Regions from separate parts of the Mus musculus genome. Here regions 1 and 2 are each linked to region 3. Evidence: chromatin loops called from intact Hi-C (ENCODE). Cell type or tissue: heart. All regions are shown on one strand.

Region 1 (8,000 bases), 82 kb after region 3:
TTTCATGTTTGACATTTCAATATCATATATCATGAATTTGACTAAATGTCAACCAACGCCAGGTTAATACATGCCTCTCCTCGTCATACATCAAGTGGCATTAGGAAGATAATCATTCCAGTGAGAGACTGACATCCCTTCTGGGTGACATTTACAGTTCTGGGAGGAAAGGCTCTACATTCAGAGTCTTACAGAATGGCTATTTGAAAAAAATGCAGTTAGAATCTTTTACTTTGTTGTACATGATATGTTGATATAAATATTCATTACTAATGAACTATATGTGACATTGAAATATTGATGGCAGATTTCTTTTAGTTGGAAAAATAATCTTATTTAGCAAAACATCTTTATAAGCTTCTATGTGGGACTAGAATAATCGAGGTAATGTTTCATCTTTGGGGGACAAGTCCCTCCCTATCTTGTACTTCCTAATCATTACTCAGCCACCTACTCTGTGAAATGGCGCTAATATTAGTTTTTATCACATACTATTTTGGCGAACTAAATAAGTAAATAGAATTAAAAGTGTTTCTGGTATAGTGTTGGTGTGTAACAGATAGCTATTAAATAGCATGAATACTTATGACAAAACTTTTTACATCTCTCCTCTAGTTCCCAACCCAGTGGGTCAGCATGCTGTCCATATGCTCTGCCACAACTTTGTTTCCATCTCTTCTCCTCATGCCTGGAGCCTCTTCTGGGCTCATGCCTTGATCAGTTGTTTTCTGCCTTGGCTTTGTGTCATCTTTCAGTTCGGTATCCAGGCAACTGCCACTGTGCCACGTGCTGTCTCTGAAGTCCAATGCAAGGGAAAACTGAAGAACCCTTCAGGTAATGCAGATTACATCAGAGATAAGCAGTCACTAGTGGCTACCTTTAAGAATGGAAGAACATGTGACTAGTGTGGCTGCTAGTAACCACTGCAGCCTGGAGTACCTGCTCTGTTCTGTTCATGACCCTGAAGAGATTAAATGGCTCATGTTCATCCGATGGAACTATCAGTCACCACTTACTACCTAAAGCTCACCCTGATTGCAGGGCCAAAATGAATTGCACCAAGTTGAGCTTTGCAGGAGGAGAAACTGGGAATGTACAGTGTATACTTTTATTTCCATTTGTGGCACTATACTTTTTGTCCCCTCATTTGCCAGTCTTCTGGGAAATAGCAAAACAATGCAACTGTAGCATGGTCAAACGTGTTAGGCGGGGGCTGGTGAAATGGCTCAGTAGGTAAGAACACCTGCAGACAAGCCTGATGACCTGAGTTCGAGCCTTGGGATCCACTCACATGACAGAAGGAGAGAAGTAGTTCTAGTGAGTTGTCTTCTGACCTCCACATGCATACCCACATGAATACAAAATTAGTCCATAAAAGTGTACTTACATGTTAATTTCATTAGGATGATACATTGAAGACTAAAAAACACCAAAATTTTTAAGTGGGGACTATTTATGATTTAATGATGTTGGTGGGCAAAGAGCTGAGGATGCTGGATCAGTTCTGTGTTCCTAAGGTCCACAATGTAAAATGATAAATAAGACTTTTAACATAGTATGACTAACCAGGCTAGAAGAAGGAGTAATGGGAACTTTGGCAGGAACAGACAAACCATAGTATGAGGCACCTATAAGTGCTCACAAATACAGTTTGTGAGTTAGTTCTTATGGCCCCATTTTGCAGCTTGGAAATTTAAAAGACTTAGAAAATGTAAGTGACTTGGAATCAAATACGTAATAGTAGCTCAGAACAGTACAAATCATGTCTTTCTGACATCATATTGATTATCATTAAATGGAGGGGAAAGGTAAACAAATTGCATTCATTTAACTCAATATTAAGAGACCAGAATTCTGTGAAGTGACATGAGTTCCCCATGACCTTTTAGAAAGATAATCATTGGAGCTTCCCGCATTTTGAAGACTGCAATAGGGCATCCTTGGAGGTTGTGATGGCTAATCTCGCTTGTCAACTTGACTTCATCTAGAATTAATGAGGACCCCAGCAGCTGGGCACACCTGTGAGGGGGGTTTCTTGGTTGGATCATTTGAGGTCATAAAGCTCACTCAAACTCTATGCCACACCTCCCTTCTGGTAGAAGCTCACATAAGAGCATAAGGAAGAAAGAAGCTTTTGCCTTTTTGCCTGCTTGCCCTCATTCTAACTGGCAAGTTCACCTAGCCTTTTCCTTTAGAGAAGCCTGACTAATACAGGGACATTTTAGAAAGCCTTGTGTTGAGCTCCTGTGGATTTCAGAGTCACGCATTCCACTGAACAGCCATAGCATTACCAGCATGGCTAATTCATCAAGGTGTCTAACCAACAGCCCAGAGTGAAGGCTAACAAATAAACCTAAAACTTACATTCCTGACTGCTAAATGCGCTTGCGCTCTTGGACCCGGGTATACTAGTGTCTGCATGCTGCCTTTCCTGGGCCTAACTGCAGATCTCTGGCACAGCACAGCTCCTCACTTCCATCCTGATCTTTACGAGATTTGAACTCCATCTGGCAATTCATGTCTCTGCTTAAGTGAATTAAATCTTAGCACAGTAAAAGAAACATGGGAAGGGCAAGATCTATGGCAGTAAAAGAACTATTCATATCTGTCAGGTCCAAAGTAAACTCTAATCCCCCAAACTCCAAAAGGTACTCAAAATATCAGAAATGGGCCCAACCTGGATTAAAGGTGGGTTTCTGGACGTTAGATAAAGCCCAGCATTCCTCAGGAACTTGTGAAGTCAGTTTCAGTCTACCAAAGGAGTCTTTTCCTTTACCTCCAGCAAGACAAAAGGTTCTCCAACTAACATACACCTCTGGCACCTCTCAGCATATCAATGTCCATGCTGGCCCCAGGCTCCCTCAGTCCCCATTCACAAGTATTTGTTATACATTTCAATGCTCACCCGCTGGTCTCCACCCACCTCCACCCCCACTTCTTATAACCTAGGTCTAGCCTCACTAGACTTTCTCTATTCTCTCTCCTCTGCTACTTTCCCCTCTCTGGAAGATAGCACTGGCCATGACCAGTCTTCTGGCTGTGTTCAGTCTACTTCTTTTTCTACCTGCTCTAGGCTCTTCCAGATGCCACTGTATATTTTTTCTCTCTGATGCACAATCGAATCTTCCCATAGCGTGGAGCAGTCGTGTCATTGGTTTATACCATATCAAGATACAAAATCAACCTTGAGAACAGAGAACTCATGAACCACCTCCATGTTATATATGGTAGCGTAGCTGCTAAGGGAATTCTCAGCTTCAAATCTGGCCCCAAAAGAGAGGAAGTACTAAATGACAAAGAAGGGAGGCTCTCGGGATATGGTCCATGCTGTTAGAGTCATAGATGTAATCAGGGAAGGATACAGAAACCTGACTCCTTGCAATGGCTTTTTTTGAGGGGAGAGAGGAAGGAAGCTGGGCTTCCGCATTAATGATATTTCCCAGTACGCTGGTCTGAAATGGAAAACCAAGTTAAATTGACAAACTTCCATCTCAGTTCAGGACTCCTACTTTTAAGCTGTTATTGTACACTATGCCATTCGGCCTTCACATTTTTCAAAAGACTAGGAGATGTGACCAGGCCTAGGAGCAGGGCCGTAAAGATCCCTCAAGAAGGAAACGTTTAAAAAGACGGAGCCAACATGAACATCAAACATGATAAATACCCTGGCCCATGAGCTGTGGCTTCAGCTCAGTTCCTTGCTTTGCTTTGGCATAGCTACCGGAGATTCATTTGACATAGGCATGGGAATGGCTAAGCAGATTATCACAAGTGAATCACAAAACAAACATTTCAAAGCCCTTGCTCAAGCAACCTAAAACGTCTGATGGGGATCAAGAAAGAAGGGAAGAAGGGAGAGAAAAGGAGAATGGGGAGGACCTAAAAAGGAGGGGAGAAGGAAGGAGGGTGACTGTCCTGAACTCATTGTAAAACAGTAAATATTTAAAGAAGGCTGTTTCCCTTTCTCTGAAACTCTAGTTATCGATTACTCCTGACTCCCTTCAGTCCCCTCTGGGAAGTGACTGTGTTTTAAATGCAAGCATATCATGGGCTGCATCGAAGGGGGGTTGGGGGGAGACAAATTATGGACCCTGCCTTAGGCGCCTGTCCTGTTGAGCTCTGGGTGTTGTGGGCAGATAATGTGAGAACAACAGGCTCTGGTGCCTCAGAGTGAGGCTTGTGGGTCTGGATTGTTTCAGTTCAGATCAGACACTTGGCTTCCTTTCTTTTTCCCTTAGACAGTCACCAAAAGCTTCAGGAAAAACAAACAACCAAAACCGAACCAGTTAGGGGCTGCTTGCCTCCTCCTCCTCCTCCTCCTCCTCCTCCTCCTCCTCCTCCTCCTCCTCCTCCTCCTCCTCCTCCTCCTCCTGCTCCAGCTGTTTGCCTGAGTGCATTTCTCCTTGCAAATAATAGGCAGGATGGCCTGTGCTCTGCTTGCTTTTTTATCTGCACTGATTCACACAAGGCAGACATTCCATTGCACTGAGCACAGAGGCTGCTGGAAACAGAGGTCAGCCTCTCAGCAGCCCTTCCTTCTCCCCCCTCCCCCACCGCAGTCTGTCCCTCCCCCTCCTTCTCACACAGAGTGCAGCCGTTTTCTCCCAGATCAATAAGAACTTACAGACCCATAGTACCTAAGGCTCAGAAGAGAAATTCTAACGAAGCAATTAAACTGGCGGTTGGAGGTCACTTTAACACTTACCCTTCAGGAAAGAAAACATAATGGAGTCACTTTTCCCTGATGACTACACAGAGCCACCCCCCAGCCAGCAAATGCTGTCTAGCATTAAACACTCATGACTTATCATCCCCAAAGTCAGAGGAGAGCTAACACCAGGCTGGAAAGCAGGCAAGCAGGAATCACGGACATTTTACCAAATTATATGAAGCCCAGTACAAGTCAGCTGTGTGTGGGAGCCTCAACATTTTAATAGAAGTGTTGAAAGAAATCAGTTTCCCTCCCTTTTCATTATAGCAGAATGAAATTCTAGACAACACATCTGTACCATGTTTTCTAAGTCCTCATGCAACTCAAAATAATGAGGTCCTATGTCAATGACAGTGTCCTCTGCAAATCTTAAAATGCACGGATCCCAGCAGGAGTACAGATGGCAAGGACTCATTCACTCATATAATTACGGTGTGTCTATTAGGAGGAATCCATGCATCAGATTTCTGCCTATGGGTACAGACTGCTGTGGGTTATATGAAAGAAGATGGATGGTATTTATTACCTTATTGCCTTAGTTAATTGTTCATCACAGTGATAGAACACCTGATAGGAACAACCAAAGGGGGAGGGGAGGTTGTATTTGGCCGATGGCTCTATTTTTAATTTTTAATTTGTTTCCTCTGAATGCTGAAGTTTGCCTTTCAGTCCTGATGCTCCAGCTTGGGGCTATCTGTGGGCTTGTCCTCCCTTCTAGATGAGCTGTGATCTGAACACACAGAGAGAAAGATGCGACTGCCACTCAAACCCCACTGTGCTTGCATTCCAGAGACTGAATGTGAGAGGTCCTGAGAGTCAGACTTTGACAGAATATTGCCCTTACCATCCATTGTAACCTCCTGTGGAAAGCCTTCTGGAGTACCACTTGGCAGGAGTCTGACATTGGCCAAAGACAAGGAAATGGGCTTTAGACAGGAATCTGACATTGGCCATGACAAGGAAGTAAGCTCAGGCAGGAATCTGACATTAGGGCATAATAAGGAAGTAAGTTTTGGCAAGAATCTAACTTCAGGCTGTAATAGAGAAGTAGGGAAAGGCAGGAATTTTAGTCTTAGGGTAGAACAGAACTAGGCTTCAGACAAGATTTTGGGCTTGGACAAGAAAGTGGGCTCAGGTATTTTGGTCATTATGACAAGCCCTTTTAAACTGTCATGGGAGTAATCACTTGCTGCTTTGTTAGTTACTTATTGTACTGTTTGCCCAAAATACTTGCATGTAATTAAAATGGTATAAAAAGTGGGTTGGACGTCAATAAGACAAAAAGGCCACCAACAGATTGGGAAAGGATCTTTACCTATCCCAAATCGGATAGGGGACTAATATCCAACATATATAAAGAACTCAAGAAGGTGGACTCCAGAAAATCAAATAACCCCATTTAAAAATGGGGCTCAGAGCTGAACAAAGAATTCTCACCTGAGGAATACCGAATGGCTGAGAAGCACCTGAAAAAATGTTCAACATCCTTAATCATCAGGGAAATGCAAATCAAAACAACCCTGAGATTCCACTTCACTCCAGTCAGAATGGCTAAGATCAAAAACTCAGGTGACAGTAGATGCTGGCGAGGATGTGGAGAAAGAGGAACACTCCTCCATTGTTGGTGGGATTGCAGGCTTGTACAACCACTCTGGAAATCAGTCTGGCGGTTCCTCAGAAAATTGGACATAGTACTACCGGAGGATCCAGCAATACCTCTCCTGGGCATATATCCAGAAGATGTCCCAACCGGTAAGAAGGACACTTGCTCCACTATGTTCATAGCAGCCTTATTTATAATAGCCAGAAGCTGGAAATAACCCAGATGCCCCTCAACAGAGGAATGGATACAGAAAATGTGGTACATTTACACAATGGAGTACTACTCAGCTATTAAAAAGAATGAATTTATGAAGTTCCTAGGCAAATGGATGGACCTGGAGGGCATCATCCTGAGTGAGGTAACCCAATCACAAAGGAACTCACACAATATGTACTCACTGATAAGTGGATATTAGCCCAAAACTTAGGATACCCAAGATATAAGATACAATTTGCTAAACGCATGAAATTCAAGAAGAATGAAGACCAAAGTGTGGACACTTTGCCCCTTCTTAGAAATGGGAACAAAACACCCATGGAAGGAGTTACAGAGACAAAATTTGGAGCTGTGACGAAAGGATGGACCATCTAGTGATTGTCATATGCAGGGATCCATTCCATAATCAGCTTCCAAACGCTGACACCATTGCATACACTAGCAAGATTTTGCTGAAAGAACCCAGATATAGCTGTCTCTTGTGAGACTATGCCGGGGCCTAGCAAACACAGAAGTGGATGGATCACAGGGCCCCCAATGGAGGAGCTAGAGAAATTACCCAAGGAGCTAAAGGGAACTGCAACCCTATAGGTGGAACAACAATATGAACTAACCAGTACCCCGGAGCTCTTGACTGTAGCTACATATGTATCAAAAGATGGCCTAGTTGGCCATCACTGCAAAGAGAGGCCCATTGGACACCCAAACTTTATATGCCCCAGTACAGGGGAACCCCAGGGCCAAAAAGGGGGAGTGAGTGGGTAGGGGATTGTGGGGGTGGGTATGGGGGACTTTTGGGATAGCATTGAAAATGTAAACGAGGAAAATACCTAATTAAAAAAAAAGTGGGTTGGAAAATAAAAAATGTGCCTTCAGTTTCAGAATTGACTGGGGTCACGCTACAATGTTGTCTGGCTGTCCTTTTTCTTTTTAATCCTCACTCCTGCACTGGAGAACCTGTTGACTAACGGGCTTGGTCAACCCCTTTTCCCTCTTCCTTCTCACAAGCACGGGCTCAAAGCAGATGCTCTTCTTGAATGTCCCAGGTTCTCAGAGCCTGTAGCAAACTAAGATCCTTAGATCAAGGGTAGAGGGGGTGGGGGATATGCCACACTCAATACCAATGGCCTCGTGGTGACTGCTCATAATCAATACCTACATTGAATGAACTAATGAATGAATGAATGAATGAACAAGTGAATGAATGAGGCAGCTAGTCCATGGAATGTAGACCTCCCAACTTCTAAACAAGAACATTTTCCACTTCATGTTTAAATGTTTTCTTTCAGTGAGAATTCAAGTCTAGGTTCACCAGAAATAGAAGACAATTTTTATATTTTATCAAAATACTTATTCTTACCTTAGGGAGTATGTATGATAAGGGTTACCTCTGAGTACTGGGCCTGCTATTAATGTGTGCTGGACCTTGACATAGGCTCTATTAATCGCCCTCTTTTTAAAGGAGACTTT
Region 2 (8,000 bases), 290 kb after region 3:
GTCCACACGGCTGGCTGCCCTGTCAGCTCAAGTCACCATGTTAAACTGACATGGCCAGAGCTTGCAAATTCCAAAATCACTCTGTTAAGTACTCTGATAGTATTTGTGCCTGACCTACAAATCATATGACCATTCACTTACTTATATACAAACTTGCATCACAAATAAGTCCAGATTTAAAAATACTTCTGAGATAGGTTTTCATTGCAATCAAAAATAAATATGAAAACTAAGAAAGCTATGCTCATAGACTGTTTTTTTTTCTTCAAAAATAAGCACACAGTGAATGATCGCAAGAATACACACTCCAATATACTGATTTCTCTTTTCTGTGAATATCATATAGTAGAGAAAGCGTGCTGTGAGAGAGAGAGAGAGAGAGAGAGAGAGAGAGAGAGAGAGAGAGAGAGAAAGAGAGAGAGAGAGAGGAGTGTGTGTGGTATAAGTATGTGTGTGCAAGTGTACATGTGTGCATGTATGTAGGCATGTGTGCATATGTGTGTGATGAAGCAAACTTTTTTCCAAGTCTAATGACTTCTCCTCTTCTCCATGAATGACTAAAAATATTTTTGTAGCAGTTTTTACGTCTCTACCCTCTAAAAACTTTTTAAAAGGAAGAATAACGTGAAGATAAACAAACCGGTTCATCCATTACCATATCAGCAATAAAAGGAGAATATTCATCAATGTCCCTGAAGCTAAAAAAAAAAAAAAAAAAAGGCCAGGAAGGGACCCCCTTCAGGTGATGAAGAGGAGCAGAGCCTACTGAAGAAGTCATCACAACCTGAGGAATTTGCTGTGGTGCCCACATGGCATACTGCCACACCGTACCACAACCCATTCCTCTTTTTCCACAGTGACTCATTAAGCAAGAGTTCCCTGACAAAGCCACTGCACTGCCCTGGGATCTACAAACTATGTAGGAGGAAGGCTAGCCTCCCTCCTCCCCACAGGGAAATCACTTTCCTCATCCTGAGCCATTCCGAGCAATCTCACAATGGTGACATTTGCTGAACCATGGCTTGAATAAAAGGCTCTCAGTGTGCAGAATGGTAACGTGAGGCACAGGCTAACCCTGGCAGTGCTCTCTGGAAAGGACCCACAGCCTCTCTTTGAAAGGAGAATAAAGAAAGGCACAGCAGGAGAGCTGGGTCCCAGAGAGTCCTGCAGGCAACCTTGACCGCAGCATTCCCAGAACTGACTGAGATGAGGTGCACAAAGGGTTGCTTCAAAGAGTCTTGTACAAAAAAGCTAGCATAAATCCTGCACGTGTCTCTAAACGGCCTTTCTTAATTGCCAGGTAAGCTGGGAACACTCTGTGCTCCAAAGAAAAACAAAAGCAAAAACAAAATACAAGCTCCTTTTCCTTCCCTATTCACTAATGGACCCATCTCCCAGTTTGTTTGTTTTTGTTTCAGTACTCCACAAATCCCAAACCAAAAGAAACTGTAATTTTTCTATCCGTGCTTAATCACAAAGGGCCTAACTTCCCTTTCTTGAAAAGTCCTTTTCCCTTGGAGAACGGAGACCCCTTAGTCTTGCCTAGAAGCAAACGTGAAGCAATAGCCTTGAGCTGGTCATTTTCCCTTTGAAAAGGTGACAGTCGCTGCATCTCAACACTCTGAACCTTTTGTTTTGTGGACAGTTGTCGCCATTTCAAGTTAGATTTCATGATTTTTCTTTGTGGAAAATAGGATCTGTGGCGTTGCCCAGACAAGTCACTAGAATCTTCTCCCCTGCATCGCTGCTCTAAAATCTACAGAAATCTGTTTCTTCAGTTTATCACTTGAGCTACATAACTGCCTTTCTTCCGAACTCATTCACCGAATTGGATTTTTTAGCAAAACCCAATGGTTTCTTGTCCGACTTGCTTATCTTCTAATGCAGTCCACTTTCAGAAAGGCCGAGATCACTGGGCTTGCTTTTGAAATTACCAAAGTAGTTTCCTCTTTCACCCAGAACTTAGGGTGTGGTTTCATGCAGGAAAGAGAGAGAGAGAAAGAAAGAGAGAAAGGGGGAGGGAGGGAAGGAGGGAGGGAGGGAGCTTTTGTCGTCAGGGGTGGGGATGGGGGTAGGGGTGTGTGGATGTGTTTTGTGGCTCTCCCGGGTCTGCAAGAGTTTCTTTCTAAGGAGAACTCTCCACACTTCCCCAACAATCACAAGAACGGTTATTCTCAAAGTTGGTTTAAAACTTCGGACAATGAATGAGCTTAGCGCTCTTGGAGTCTGGAGTCAATCTCAACTAACGGTTTTCCTGAACCGCTAGACGATCTCACCCTCAGGGCTCCATGAGTCATATCCACTGACTCAGCGACCCCACCCCGTCCCCTGGGCTTTACTCCAGAGGCAGTGGCTCCTAATCCTCTCTAGTTGAACTGAGTCCGTTAGATCAGGGGATATGACCACGTCAAACAAGCCCTCTGCAAAGGTCTTGAGCCAGATATCTTGGGCTGTGTGCTTCTCCACCCCCAATCTCGGGCCCTCTTTGTTTCTCTCTCCCCGGCTTCCGATCTGCAGGACTGCTTTTGCAGGCTCTTCCTGCTCCTCCGCTCTCGGATCTCCCCACCCACCCAGTCCCAGAAGACCGCAGATCTGCGACTGCGACCACGCCCCTCCTACCAGCGCGCCTAGTCCCACGCCCCTTTGGCCCAGTGCCAGGGATCGCTTTACTCAACTTTCCAGAGCCCCCCTTCCTTCCCCCATGAATCCTTCCCGCGATCCCTTCTTTCTCAGCACCCAAGGGTGAGTAGAGAGTTCGGGTGATCACCAGGAAAGCCCCTGAAAGGCCTAGCACTTCCAATTAGTAACAGGACTGTGCTTGATACCCTACAGCCCTGGAGGAAGGCTCGAGGGGAGCTCCCTCCCCCACCCCCCTTCCTCACTTCTTTCCGGGTCCCCATTGGCTGGCTCGCTCGGCGGCTAGGATGGCAGTGGGAGGGGACCCTCTTTCCTAACAGTGTTATAAAAGCAGCGCCCTTGGCGTTGTCCAGTCCTCTGCCACTCTTGCTCCGGGACCCCAGAGACCCCAGCGCTCCTACGATTCACAGCCACCGCGCCCTCATTCCCTTGTTGCAGTTTTTCCAGCCGCAGCAAGCCAGCCCACCTTCGAAGCCATGTCTACCAGGTCTGTGTCCTCGTCCTCCTACCGCAGGATGTTCGGTGGCTCCGGCACATCGAGCCGGCCCAGCTCCAACCGGAGCTATGTGACCACGTCCACACGCACCTACAGTCTGGGCAGCGCACTGCGCCCCAGCACTAGCCGCAGCCTCTATTCCTCATCCCCCGGTGGCGCCTATGTGACCCGGTCCTCGGCAGTGCGCCTGCGGAGCAGCGTGCCGGGCGTGCGGCTGCTTCAAGACTCGGTGGACTTCTCGCTGGCCGACGCCATCAACACTGAGTTCAAGAACACCCGCACCAACGAGAAGGTAGAACTGCAGGAGCTGAATGACCGCTTTGCCAACTACATCGACAAGGTGCGCTTCCTCGAGCAGCAGAACAAAATCCTGCTGGCTGAGCTCGAGCAGCTCAAGGGCCAGGGCAAGTCGCGCCTGGGCGACCTGTACGAGGAGGAGATGCGGGAGCTGCGCCGGCAGGTGGATCAGCTCACCAACGACAAGGCCCGTGTCGAGGTGGAGCGGGACAACCTGGCCGAGGACATCATGCGGCTGCGAGAGAAGTAAGGCCTGACCTACGCGAGTGGTGGGGTGTGGGAGGGAGGGGAGTCCTGGGCCTTGCACTGGGGCTGCCACGCCCTTGGGGATGTGGCTGGGGTGGCGGTTGTCTGGAGGATAGCAGAGGAAGCGGGCCCCACCCTGAACCTAAACTTTGCAGTGAACATTTCTCTTTTCGCCTCACTCAAGCACTTCCATTGAACTTTTTAGAAAGTTTCTTAGGTCCTTCTTCTGGGCTTACAGTTACCAGACAGGAGGAAAGAATGGGTGTGAAGGGTTCCAGACAAAGAGATGGCAAAGGCATCTGGGATATTGGGACAGGGGATTGGCTGTAATTGTAAGGGAAGGGCAGTGATTGTCTTTTCCAGTGTGCCCCAACTCCAGCTAACACCTGCAGAGAGCTGCCACCTCGACAAGTTGCAGTAACTACTGTGGGTGGAGGTGTCACAGCAGCTCTGGACTCAAGGCTTGGCGGCATTTGTGGTTGGGTGTGGCCGCCCCGCCCCTGGCGGTTTTCCAGTTCCCCTTTGATTAATGTGCTGCTGCTTCAGATTGCAGGAGGAGATGCTCCAGAGAGAGGAAGCCGAAAGCACCCTGCAGTCATTCAGACAGGTTTGTAGACTTCTTTTTCACATGCAGCCAGCAGCCCAATGGAGCCAACCCGCGAGCGGTTCTAAAAGTTACTTCCCTTAGGTTTTAAAAGGTGCAGAACTTCACGTCTGCTTGTAAAGCCCCCTGGCGGCGGAAAGCGCACAGATTGAAAAACTCCACTATTTAGGGCAGTCTTTGGAACATGAAGGCTTTATTTTCTGCTTCGTTTCCAGATTTTTCTGATCCCCCACACCCCCGAAACATTTCTCCTTTCGTTTTTTGAAACATATCGACATTCGGATATTGAATGGTTACAATTTGATTACATTGTGGATTGTGAAGGTGAAATTGGCTAACTTTCACAAGGTCATAAAAACCACAGTTGCTTCCTCCAGTTGGAAATGTAGAATACTCTGGAGGATGAGAAAGTTTAACTGGAATTAAGCCAAGTTCCCTTTCTTCCTTCGAAGTTCGGCACTGCGTGAAAGTTAGCAGAAGAGTCATTGCACAACCATTTTTGAAATCTAACAAGGGTGAAAAGAAGCCATCTGTTCCCGTAGCTCAAGGGTGTTAAAGGTTTCTATGGGCTTCACTATGGAATGTAGATAGGGACGTTCTGGCAAATGCGGTGGCTCTGGACAGAAAGAATAGGGGCCTTTGTGTTCCCAGAGCAGCTTTGCAACAGGCTACATTCTTATTGAATATGTAATGATGTAACCACAGTTCCAATTGGACACAAGTATTTGCTAACATCCATTATCTTGTGTCTGGGCCAGGCTTGTGAGGTATGCCGTGTACAAAGTTCTTAAAGCTAAAGTCCTCCCTCACATTTGGAAAGGCCCCCTTTTAGGGGGGTTTGTAGACTCATTAGCACCCTCCACAAACAAAATTAAACCCTAAACTGAAGAATGGAGTATTTTATGGAGGGAGGATTTGTTTGTTTGTGTTTGTTCCAGGGTTAGGCATTACCTTAGCATCCCGAAGTGGACAGATGGCCAGTTCAGTCTTGTTTGGAACACTTGTTAGGATCAACAGCCAAACTCTCCAGATGAATGTTCTAAGGTAGCATTCTGAAGGCATTTGCATCCTTAATGGCAGTAGACGAATATGCAGCCCCTTTCAGTCACTGGGCATTTTCAGTCATCACCAAAGGAATGTTTTCTACAAAGCACTGAGTTAATACACACCATCTCTTATTTGTGGACTAAAAATTGTTTCATTCATTCATTTAAATGAAATGACACATTTAGCTGAACTTTTTCGAGAAGGTTAGTCCAATATCATTTATATATTTTTTGATGGCTTAGCAGAAGTCAGAAATGAATGATACTACTATTTAAGTTCTTATATTCTTTTTTAAATTAGTATTTTCTTTGGGACTGATAGAGTAACTCAACATTATAGTTATAAACTATACTGCAAATACAGTTGCTTACAAGGGAAGTTTCCAAACATTTCCTTGAAAGGAAACAACATTTCACATGCAAGATTGAACAGTCTGTCTTAAAATAGATCACTTTATAAAAACTCTGCAGAGAAGTTTAAGTATAGTTTCATTGTAAGTGTTTTGATCTGTCATCCTAAAACAGACAAAGTCATTGAAATAACACTGTGACAGCTGGGACAGGCAGAAATACCCTATAGGCTGAGCCAGGGTGTTTTACACATTAAAAAAATTAGAGAAGGCAAAACAATATAGTTCAGGATTATATTTCTTTTCCTTCTTGCCCGAGGAGCATATCTCTGCAAATGCAAGACCTGGATTTTGAACAATGAATTACTACTTGATACGAGGCTAGCCTGGGAACCTGGATGCCAGATAACTGAGTGCTTATTCTAAATTCCAAAGATAAGCATCTGAAGGTTTGAATACAGGAAACAAAAAAGAGCATGCATATATGTTAACCCTTCTGAGCTCAATTTTAAATGATTTTTAAAAAATATGTAATGTGTTTGTGTCTGTGTGAGTGTATAGGACATTTCTGCAGGCTTGCATGAGGCCAGAAGAGGGCACCTGATGCCCTGGAGTTGGAATCATAAACCTTCATGAACTGCTCCATGTGGGTGCTGGGAACCAAACTAAAATCCTCTGAAAGAACAGCATTCTTTACTACTAAGCCTCACTTTAGAAAACATTTTAATTTTATTTTTGAAGCTCTCATTTTTATATTACGTGTACTCAAGCAAACATGAAGTTGGACAATCTCATCAACTACTATCATCACAAAATTACAGACTTATTAAATGTGACAGAGGTTTAAAACTGAAAATGAATTTTTCCATATAGTTCACCATACCATGTCATTGTGCATATACATGTGTTTATTTTTAACTTGTCTACTAGTTAGCTTCAATACAACCAAATGGTTTCCTATTCATTTTTAAAGCTAAGAATGAATATTGGAATGTGACCCTAAATGATTTATAAATTTATCAAGGGTCATGAAATTTTCAGCACCTTTTCTACAATAAGGAGAATGGGTTTACATGGTTAATTTTTGAACAAATAAATAAATAAATAAATAAATAAATAAATAAATAAATAAGGGGCTGTAGAGACAGGTCAATGGTTAAAAGCACTGGCTACTCTTTTAGGGCACCTGGAATTCAATTTGCAGAACCCACAGGGCTGCCCACACTCTTCTCCAGTTCCAGGGCATCTTTTGCTCTCTTATTGCTTTTGTGGATACCACATGCTCGTGGCATACTTATATACATGCAGGCAAAACACCTTTATACACAACATAAAGTGAAAAAGGGATTAATATAAATAAGTTAGATAAAGGACAGACTTTATCACCCTCCACATCATCTTTTCTCTTTTCGAAATAGGATGTTGACAATGCTTCTCTGGCACGTCTTGACCTTGAACGGAAAGTGGAATCCTTGCAGGAAGAAATTGCCTTTTTGAAGAAACTGCACGATGAAGTAAGTGACACCAATTTCTGTGGGTGAACAAAGCTGCGACCGTGTAGTCTACGACCTCTCTGTGTCTGTTCTTTCTCCAGGAGATCCAGGAGCTGCAGGCCCAGATTCAGGAACAGCATGTCCAGATCGATGTGGACGTTTCCAAGCCTGACCTCACTGCTGCCCTGCGTGATGTGCGCCAGCAGTATGAAAGCGTGGCTGCCAAGAACCTCCAGGAGGCCGAGGAATGGTACAAGTCCAAGGTATGAAATGAGCCAGAGTGGCAAGAACCTCTAGCTCTCAGACACGTGCCTCTAATTCCATTAGTAACCTCCAGCTCTACTCAGAAGCTGGCTTAAAGCTTGGACCGCCATTGTTGTTTCACAGCACCCCTTCCCCCTCATCTCCATTCACAGTTTCCTTTAGTATGGCAGACTCCCTTTCCACTCATTGTCTTCCCTGACTTCAAAGAATACCTTACTCTCATGCTCTTGACTGCCACCACTTGGAAAGCATTGCAGTAGAGCAAATACTGTTTGAAAACGCAATGCTGGTGTTCTGCTTCTCTTTCCCTGGTTTTCCAAAAGACGTTCAGACAAATTCTAGGAAACACACAGGCAGGATGAAGATGCCTCTTTGTTCTAAGTGAGTGAAAACTCATGGAAGTGAACAATCTCTACTTCTTTTCTTTTCTTTTCTTTTCTTTTCTTTTCTTTTCTTTTCTTTTCTTTTCTTTTCTTTCTCCTCCTCCTCCTCCTTCTCCTCCTCCTCCTCCTCCTCCTCTTCTTCTTCTTCTACTTCTTCTTCTTCTTCTTCTTCTTCTTCTTCTTC
Region 3 (8,000 bases):
TGCAGGGGGGCCTAGGAATGTGCATTTTTTAGGGGGTGATTCTTATGTCTTTTTACTTCTTTTTTTTTTTAACCACATTCATTACACTGAGAAATCTTTTTATTTTTATGAATTAATTTTGCAATCTGGACTAATGGTAAAGAGAAATCAGATCCTTAAGTTTTTATCCTACTGTTTATAGGCATGGTGTTCCCCTTCATTATGGGTTATTTTGCATCTTTGAAGATACCTCTGATGGTAAGTGATTTATTACATGGCTCACACTTCTAGCATCCTTTCTATAAAGCGATCAGAATATGATTATATTCGTAAATCTTCCTATCATGTCAGTCAGGCCACATTTATAAAGTGAACCAGGACAAAGAGAAGAATTTTCACAATAATAATAGTCATAGGATTTTTTTTTCTTTGCAGTGTGAGTTTGTGGAAGTCCCAAATAAAGTTGTTAAACCAATTAATTTCAAAGTTTTATCACATTCAGACAGTCTACATAAAGTTGGGGCTACTACATATATTCTATTCATGCTGGGAGACAGATGGTTGTTCTCCTATCAATATCTCTATGCTCATATGGCATGTGTCCATTGTGACACATTACATACCCATTAAATGCACAATAGTAAATGAAAGAGCTCCACAAAGTTTGACATTTTCAGGAATGTGCATTTTTAACAAGACCCCCAGATGATTCTTAGCTATAGGACTGTTTGAAAGCATCTTGCGACAGGACTACATTTAAATGGGTTAGTATGTCAGCAAGGGAGGTTTTGTCTCCTACTGAAAAAACAATTCTAGAAGTAACAGGACTTTATTTAGGCATGGCTTCATTACTTGCAGTGTCTGCAAATACGACGGCCACCATCCTGGCATCTTTACCTGTTCTGAATCCTGAAGTTCTAAGGAGCTCCTTGAGCAGTCTTGTGAGGGCAGCTGCAGTTTCCACACAGTTATCTGGACCTGCTGGTGTGGGGGAGCTTCAATGACCCAAGTACAGGTGGAAAATGGCCGTCTGATGTTTGACAACTGAGGTGATGATGTGTTTTGAGGCATCGAAGTTGCATTATATGTTCCCCCACAAGGCACTGAAGAGGGAGAAAGAAAATAATGTAGATGTTTTAATCATCTCTAATTATACATACTGTCTTTAACATCTTTCTCTGGCCTAGGAAACATGTTAATATTCTTTTAAGGATTTAGTAAATGTCGTGGTGACACAGGGCTGCAATCCTACCTTCATGCAAGCTTGAGGCTGAAGGATAAAATTCAAGGCCAGCCTGGCAACTTAGTGAGACGTTGTCAAAGAAAGGGAAACTGAGGGCAGGCAATCTAGCTCTTGTGTTTAATAATCCGCTAAAACTGTAATTAATTTACATGTAATATGCATGCATTCTTGTCTGTGCATAAGGACATATGTATTTCATAATCTGTCAGAATACTTACTGTCCACAAAGGTATATGTTGCATTAAATCCTCTCATTTGAATACTTATGTCAGAGACAAATTGAACTGTAAGAAAGTTGCCAGAAGAAATAAAAGGGGCAGGCCTACTGGAACCACAAAATCTTCCGCCTAAATATGAGTTTATGCTTGCACCATCTGCTATCTGGAAGAAAAAGTAGTTTATAGTAGTTAATTATTAATAAGGGAATTGCTATTTTGCACTAACTTACCTATGAGTTCACCATATATCTATGGTGATAGACAGACCATGGATTACGGATCTATATGTGGGTGTTCTTATAGGCAGTCTTAATTTATATTGATAATGCTATAATGACTTTCAGTGATGCCCATCATATATTTTTCTGTTAGGAAAAGTAATATATAATTGAAATAAACAACAACAACAACAAAAGCCCCCTGGCCTCAAAGTCATTAAACCCATTGCTATTCTCTCTGCTGCCTGAATTATCACCACGGTTTTTTTTTGTTGTTGTTGTTGTTTTGGTTTTTTTTTTTTTAAAGCTTCCTGGCTAGAACCAACCTTCCCACCTCTAACAGGTTGCTATTAAGATAAAGTCAGCAACAGAGGAATGGATACAGAAAATGTGGTACATCTACACAATGGAGTACTACTCAGCTATTAAAAAGAATGAATTTATGAAATTCCTAGCCAAATGGATGGACCTGGAGGGCATCATCCTGAGTGAGGTAACACATTCACAAAGAAACTCACACAATATGTATTCACTGATAAGTGGATATTAGCCCCAAACCTAGGATACCCAAGATATAAGATATAATTTGCTAAACACATGAAACTCAAGGAGAATGAAGACTGAAGTGTGGACACTATGCCCCTCCTTAGATTTGGGAACAAAACACCCATGGAAGGAGTTACAGAGACGGAGTTTGGAGCTGAGATGAAAGGATGGACCATGTAGAGACTGCCATAGCCAGGGATCCACCCCATAATCAGCATCCAAACGCTGACACCATTGCATACACTAGCAAGATTTTATTGAAAGGACGCAGATGTAGCTGTCTCTTGTGAGACTATGCCGGGGCCCAGCAAACACAGAAGTGGATGCTCACAGTCAGCTAATGGATGGATCATAGGGCTCCCAATGGAGGAGCTAGAGAAAGTAGCCAAGGAGCTAAAGGGATCTGCAACCCTATAGGTGGAACAACATTATGAGCTAACCAGTACCCCGGAGCTCTTGACTCTAGCTGCATATGTATCAGAAGATGGCCTAGTCGGCCATCACTGGAAAGAGAGGCCCATTGGACTTGCAAACTTTATATGCCCCAGTACAGGGGAATTCCAGGGCCAAAAAGGGGGAGTGGGTGGGCAGGGGAGTGGGGGTGGGTGGATATGGGGGACTTTTGGTATAGCATTGGAAATGTAAATGAGTTAAATACCTAATAAAAAATGGAAAAAAAAAAAAAAAGATAAAGTCAGACCAGGAGCTGCCTAACTGCTTCCTACCCTCTTAACACAAAGGCTACATCCATTACAACAGTGATCCAGACCTAATGGAATGGCTTTTCCTCCCACACAGACCTCAGGGGTCTGCTCTGCTTGATTGAGATTCTTGAACATCCCCAGCTCAGTCTAGCTTCCCAGCTATTGCATCTGCCTTCCTTTGCCCAGACCACCCTTGCTGGTATTCATGGAGTCTGTTGAGGTCTCTCTTCCTCTATCATCCACCAGCAATGCCTTCCCTAAAGTGAACACTGCCCACATCCCCTGACTCCTTTCCTCAGGACAAGTATTACTGTCAACATGTTACACATTTAACTTGCCAATTCTATTGCCTTTCCTTCTAAAATGAATACAACATTCCACAGAAGCACAGAATTTTATTCTGTTCCGCCATATCGCCCCAGACCTTAAGAGTGTGTAATGCATAAACCATGCTTACTCGCTTCTTGGTAAGTGCTTTGACCCTTCCCTATGACCCACATGCCTTGGTTTGTTTTATGTTGCTGTACCAGAGTACCATAGACCATGTCATTTATACACAAGTAAGTTAATTGTGATATTTCTGAGGATTGAGGAACATTCAGAATTCAAGGGGCAGACTTTGATGAGGGCCTTCTTGCCTTCTAACATATGAGCATCCTAAGAAGATCATCAGGAGCATGCCAGCTCGGCAATCTCTTCCTCTCCTGGGGTGATACTATTCACCCCATGATAGGAACCCCACTCTCATGACTTCATCTAACCCCAGTTATACCTCAAAGCCCCCCATACCTTTAGCATATGGATATAAGGTTTACATTTCTACCACAGGTACTTGAGTGATATGTACACACCACAGCATCACCCTTCCCTAAAATATTCTCCCTGAGTCTACTCTATCTCAATAAACAGCTCAAGTCTAAATTCCAGTCATACTCAACTCTCCCATTCCCATGATAAGCATCCCCACTTTGTTCCACTTTCGAAATATATTGTATCAATGCCATGTGACACAGTTTCTTCAGAACATGGCTCACAGATCAATTGCACAGAGCACTCACAGAGTTCTGCACCGTAGTGCCCAGGTGTTTGATGACCTAGAGTATGTGTCTATTCTTCCTACAAAACTATACCTTGTACCCAATGCAGAACTTGCAAGCCCTGGTCAATGCTGTTGCTTCTCTCCCTTCCCAGTGCTTGCTGCCTCTGACAGTCTCCTCCCTTGGAGACATAGTCTTTCTTGAAGGACTGATAATCCCTAGTCATAGACCTTTTACTCAAATGTCACCTCCCCTGAGAGTCTAATCCCACACAGTGGGGCCCTCCTCCAATACCATCTTGTTTTATTTTACTGTGATGAAACTCAATCAATGTAATGCTTATTTACTTTGATTGGGCGCCCCCTCTGCACAAGTGTGAGTTTCACAGGAAGAGAAACGGAGTTATGCTCAGAAGTGTCTCTAGCATCCAGAACTACTGATGGCTTTCACAGATTTTTACAAACACCCAAAGAAATAGTGAGGATTTGTATATCCCTCAAACACTTTACTAAAAAATAAATAAATAAATAAATAAATTAATATAGTATGTTTTCATTTTTATGTCTATGTTGTTAATTTTTATTGTACTTTAATAATGATTTTCTGTGTTTCTGTAGCCCTGAATATGAGTTCATAACAGAACCACATTAGATCAGAAATCTCAGAGTAGTGTGGCCACTGATGTTATAAAATGAACATGATAAATTTCAAAATTAAAAAATGAAACAAAACTGACCACTAGATGGTGCTGTCTCTTCTATATGAATTCACGAGGAGCACAGAAAAGTGAAGTTCTGTAGTCAAACACCCTCACTTTATAGAGAAGAGTTGCCAAGTTAAAGACAACATACTTTTTCTGCTAAGTGAGGTTTCATTACAACCACTGTGGTCTATACAAGCTTTCACTTGTATCATGTACCTGGCTTGTGTTGGGTAGTGTGTATATGGAGAGACATAAGAGCATTTATGTACCTTCAAGGTGCTCATAAAATAGTGAGAAGAAAGAGCTAAATATAAACGTATGTGCGCGCATGTGCGTGTGTGTGTGTGTGTGTGTGTCTGTGTGTGTGTTGCTGTTTACAGATATATCTACAAATATGCATGGAAAAATATAAAAAAGAAACCAAAGAAAAGAAAAGGTAATTCTGTCAAATAATATCAAGGAGATTCATACTATAAAAGAGAGAGAGAGTCGGGGAAGACCACCCAGTTCATGCCGAGGAGCCTGGGTCTTACTTTACAAGACCAACGTCAGTTAGAGACTGGTAGATGTGAGGGGCAGGACAAGGACAAGCTAGGGCTGGGTAGAAGGTGGCCCTGTGCTGGTACTATATTCATCCAACCACATTAAAGTAAGAGTTAGCGTAACTGATTGGAATATATAGTTACAAACTGCATGACTACTAGCCTCCTGTATGATCAAACCTGAAATTATTTCTCTGTTCTGTTCCTTGCCAACACCAAATCTCTTGCTGTGGGTAGACCCTGAACAACACTGGAGCAGGGACTGCATGTCTGTGGTGAGTTAGTGTCTGAACACTAACTCAGGCACACCTTGCCTTCTAGAAGCCTTGTTTCTTGGTGTCACTGTGACAAAATGCCTATAATAGTCAACTCAAGATATACTTTGTCTCTAGGACTCAGTCTTTGCACGACTAATCTCTATAGCAACACAGTTATAGAGCTTTGTTGTTCTAGGACTGTGTTAAGGTCATGACAGAAGGACACACAGGGGGTGGGGGTTATATACTTCACAGAAGCACTGATGCAGATAGAAAAGAGTGGTTGGGACTCAGGTATCTTTCAAACGGCAGTGTCCTCAGTAACCTACCTTCCTAACTGACTCCCATGCTACCAACCATGTCTTCTTAACGGCTGTGCTTTGGTGGGTCATGTAAGATTCAAAGTATCACAGTAATAATTATTTACTCTTTATGCATTTTTAAATGTTTGAGCTAATATCTATAATGAGGTAGACTGAAATTCACACTTATTTAATGAATAACTAAGTACATGAATGCTTAGTGGCAGTGCTATCTCCTAACCAATGCACCTAGGGTCTGCTGATGTTGTCCCTAAAGAGGCACACACCCTTCCCCAGTGCCTGATAATATGCAGAAGGGTTAAGCCCAGTGAGTTATTACAAGGGCTCCCAGAAAGCTCTAGGGAATGTTTTTATGCAAGTTTGATGTTCAGGAGTTTATAATTGGCCTTACAACAATAATTTGAAGCATTTAGTGTTTAGAAGTCACATTTCTGAATCCCATAGGATAGTAAGTACAGGGAATTTTCTCTTCAGATGGGACTGGAAACTTTAAAATATATCTGCCAAAACCAAGAGCACCAAGTTGAGGAAGAAACCTTGGGAAACTTCCACCAGTGTCATGTTTCCAGGTAGAGGAAGCAGGAGGACCACACTTTTGATGCCCTCAACCACCTTACTGTTGCTCAACACAAGGATGACTGAACTAACCAAGAGTTGGAGATTAGGTAGTACACAGCACTGTCCTTTCCCCTTATTTTTGGTCATGTCTTTCTTGTGGATATGCCTTGTTGATACTGTTCTCCATTTTATGGAGGCAACAATATGTGTGAGCTTTCATGATGCTGTTAAGTGCCATGGCATGCTCACATCTAAGAAGCCCGACATACTCTGTTCTGATCTCCTTTTCTACGTCAAGGGTATCTAACTTCTGTTTTCATGTTGTATAATGTATCTGTTTACAGGCCAGTCTCCCCCCCCCCCCAATCCCAATGAATTACATCTCCTTGGGGAACGTTCACTGCCACATCTCCCATATTATGTACCATGGCTACCAAACAACTCCATAGGACAGATGTGACGATGGTTTCAACAGTCATTGATCAGCCACAGTTCATTAATCTACAGCAGATGTCCCCCCTTGGTCCCCTAGTAAACACTCTCAAAGACAGCAGTGAAGGGAGTAGGCATAACTCAGCAATGGAACTGGTATAATCTGTCTTACACACTACTTATAGAGCTGTGTCATTAGCTTCTATAGAATGTCATTTTACCACAACATTTAACAATTTAAAAGGGGGGTAGTAAATACTGATATCACCTCAACATGATCTAGAATCACCAAGGGACCAACTTCTGGGCATGCCTGTGAGAAAGTGCCGAGATTGGGTTAACTGAATTTGAAAGAACCCACCCTAAATGTGGGCAGTACCAATTCATGATTTGGGACTCTAGACTGAATAAAAAGGAAAATATGAGCTGAGTGTCAGAACTGATCCCTCTGTGCTTTCTGGCTGTGGGACTACTTACTATCTGCCTTCAAATCTTACTACTTTTCAGGAACCCAGAGAAGCTGGTTTTAAATAACCTCTTAAGTAGTTCTGGCTACTTGGTCTCATTTTAGAGAAGGACTGAACTTGAATTAACACTTTTGTCCCACATTTTGTCACCTCTAGCCCCTCATGAACTCCCTCACAATGGCTGGCTTCTAGCCCCATGTCTTATTAAGATGGTTGTCACCCAATGGAATGGCTTTCTTCATCTCAGCTTTTCTTTGTCTGTGACCTACAGCTTAACACCACTGGCTACCCACACATCATTTGGAAAGGCATCTTCCCCTGACTTCCATGCACCACACTGTTCCTGGATGTCACAAGCTTTTCTCAGTCATCCATTTTCGTCCCTTCATCTTTGGTCCTCCCGGTGCATCCTGTCCTTGGCACCCTTCCTAGACGTCGATGGGAGTTTGGCCGTCTAGCTTCACACTGTCTTAAAAAAATGTTTCTTTGGAATTTTTAGGAAGCTTTGGATGCTATCTACGTAAATAAAAGGGACAGACCAATTACAGTGTATTTTTGCACTTCAGATACCATTTACATTAGGAATTGTGAAAGTCCTCTGACAACCTCACTCTGTCCGACTAATCTTCCCATGGATCGCTTCATAACAAGGCACTTAGCAAGACAGAACTGAATCTTGAAGCTAATGTTAGAAGTCACTTGAGATGTTTGAATGATGATATCAGAGATGAACTTGAACAGGAGGCTAGCAACTACAATATATATTGAAGCCA

Evidence for each region. A loop is a pair of places that touch in the nucleus more often than their neighbours do. Peaks named below come from ENCODE experiments on the same cell type or tissue, not always from the same donor. Only the 100,000 strongest peaks of a DNase experiment are listed, where the experiment ranks them.
Region 1: a loop joins it to region 3, with 2.3 times the contacts of the local background. A loop is called at or near these places in 4 of 42 quality-filtered maps.
Region 2: it touches region 3 in a loop (2.9-fold over the local background); 24 of 42 quality-filtered maps call a loop at or near these places.

Annotation. Positions count from the first base shown.
Region 1 is chr2:13,367,891-13,375,890 of GRCm38, forward strand. The region is part of intron 31 of Cubn (cubilin (intrinsic factor-cobalamin receptor)); the gene reads right to left. Among named protein-coding and RNA genes, the nearest start is that of Gm13270, 100 kb to the left of the region's middle. In heart, no CTCF peak of the experiment used is centred here; DNase peaks (open chromatin) are centred at 3,401, 4,461 and 5,601; H3K4me3 peaks cover 1,029 bases; H3K27ac peaks cover 3,887 bases.
Region 2 is chr2:13,571,319-13,579,318 of GRCm38, forward strand. It overlaps Vim (vimentin), which reads left to right and starts at 2,993. Exons shown (of 9, transcript NM_011701.4): 1 at 2,993-3,676; 2 at 4,223-4,283; 3 at 7,095-7,190; 4 at 7,271-7,432. The coding sequence starts at 3,114. Gm9875 (a long non-coding RNA gene) reads left to right here. Exons shown (of 4, transcript XR_865978.3): 4 at 1-205. In heart, CTCF peaks have their summits at 4,420 (motif pointing left), 6,254 (motif pointing right) and 7,681; DNase peaks (open chromatin) are centred at 2,353, 2,413, 2,893, 4,173 and 3 weaker places; H3K4me3 peaks cover 5,297 bases; H3K27ac peaks cover 4,629 bases.
Region 3 is chr2:13,286,105-13,294,104 of GRCm38, forward strand. It overlaps Cubn (cubilin (intrinsic factor-cobalamin receptor)), which reads right to left. Exons shown (of 67, transcript NM_001081084.2): 61 at 1,441-1,603; 62 at 877-1,082. Gm13270 (a long non-coding RNA gene) reads left to right here. Exons shown (of 3, transcript XR_865976.2): 2 at 182-237. Among named protein-coding and RNA genes, the nearest start is that of Gm13270, 19 kb to the left of the region's middle. In heart, a CTCF peak has its summit at 4,678 (motif pointing right); no DNase peak of the experiment used is centred here.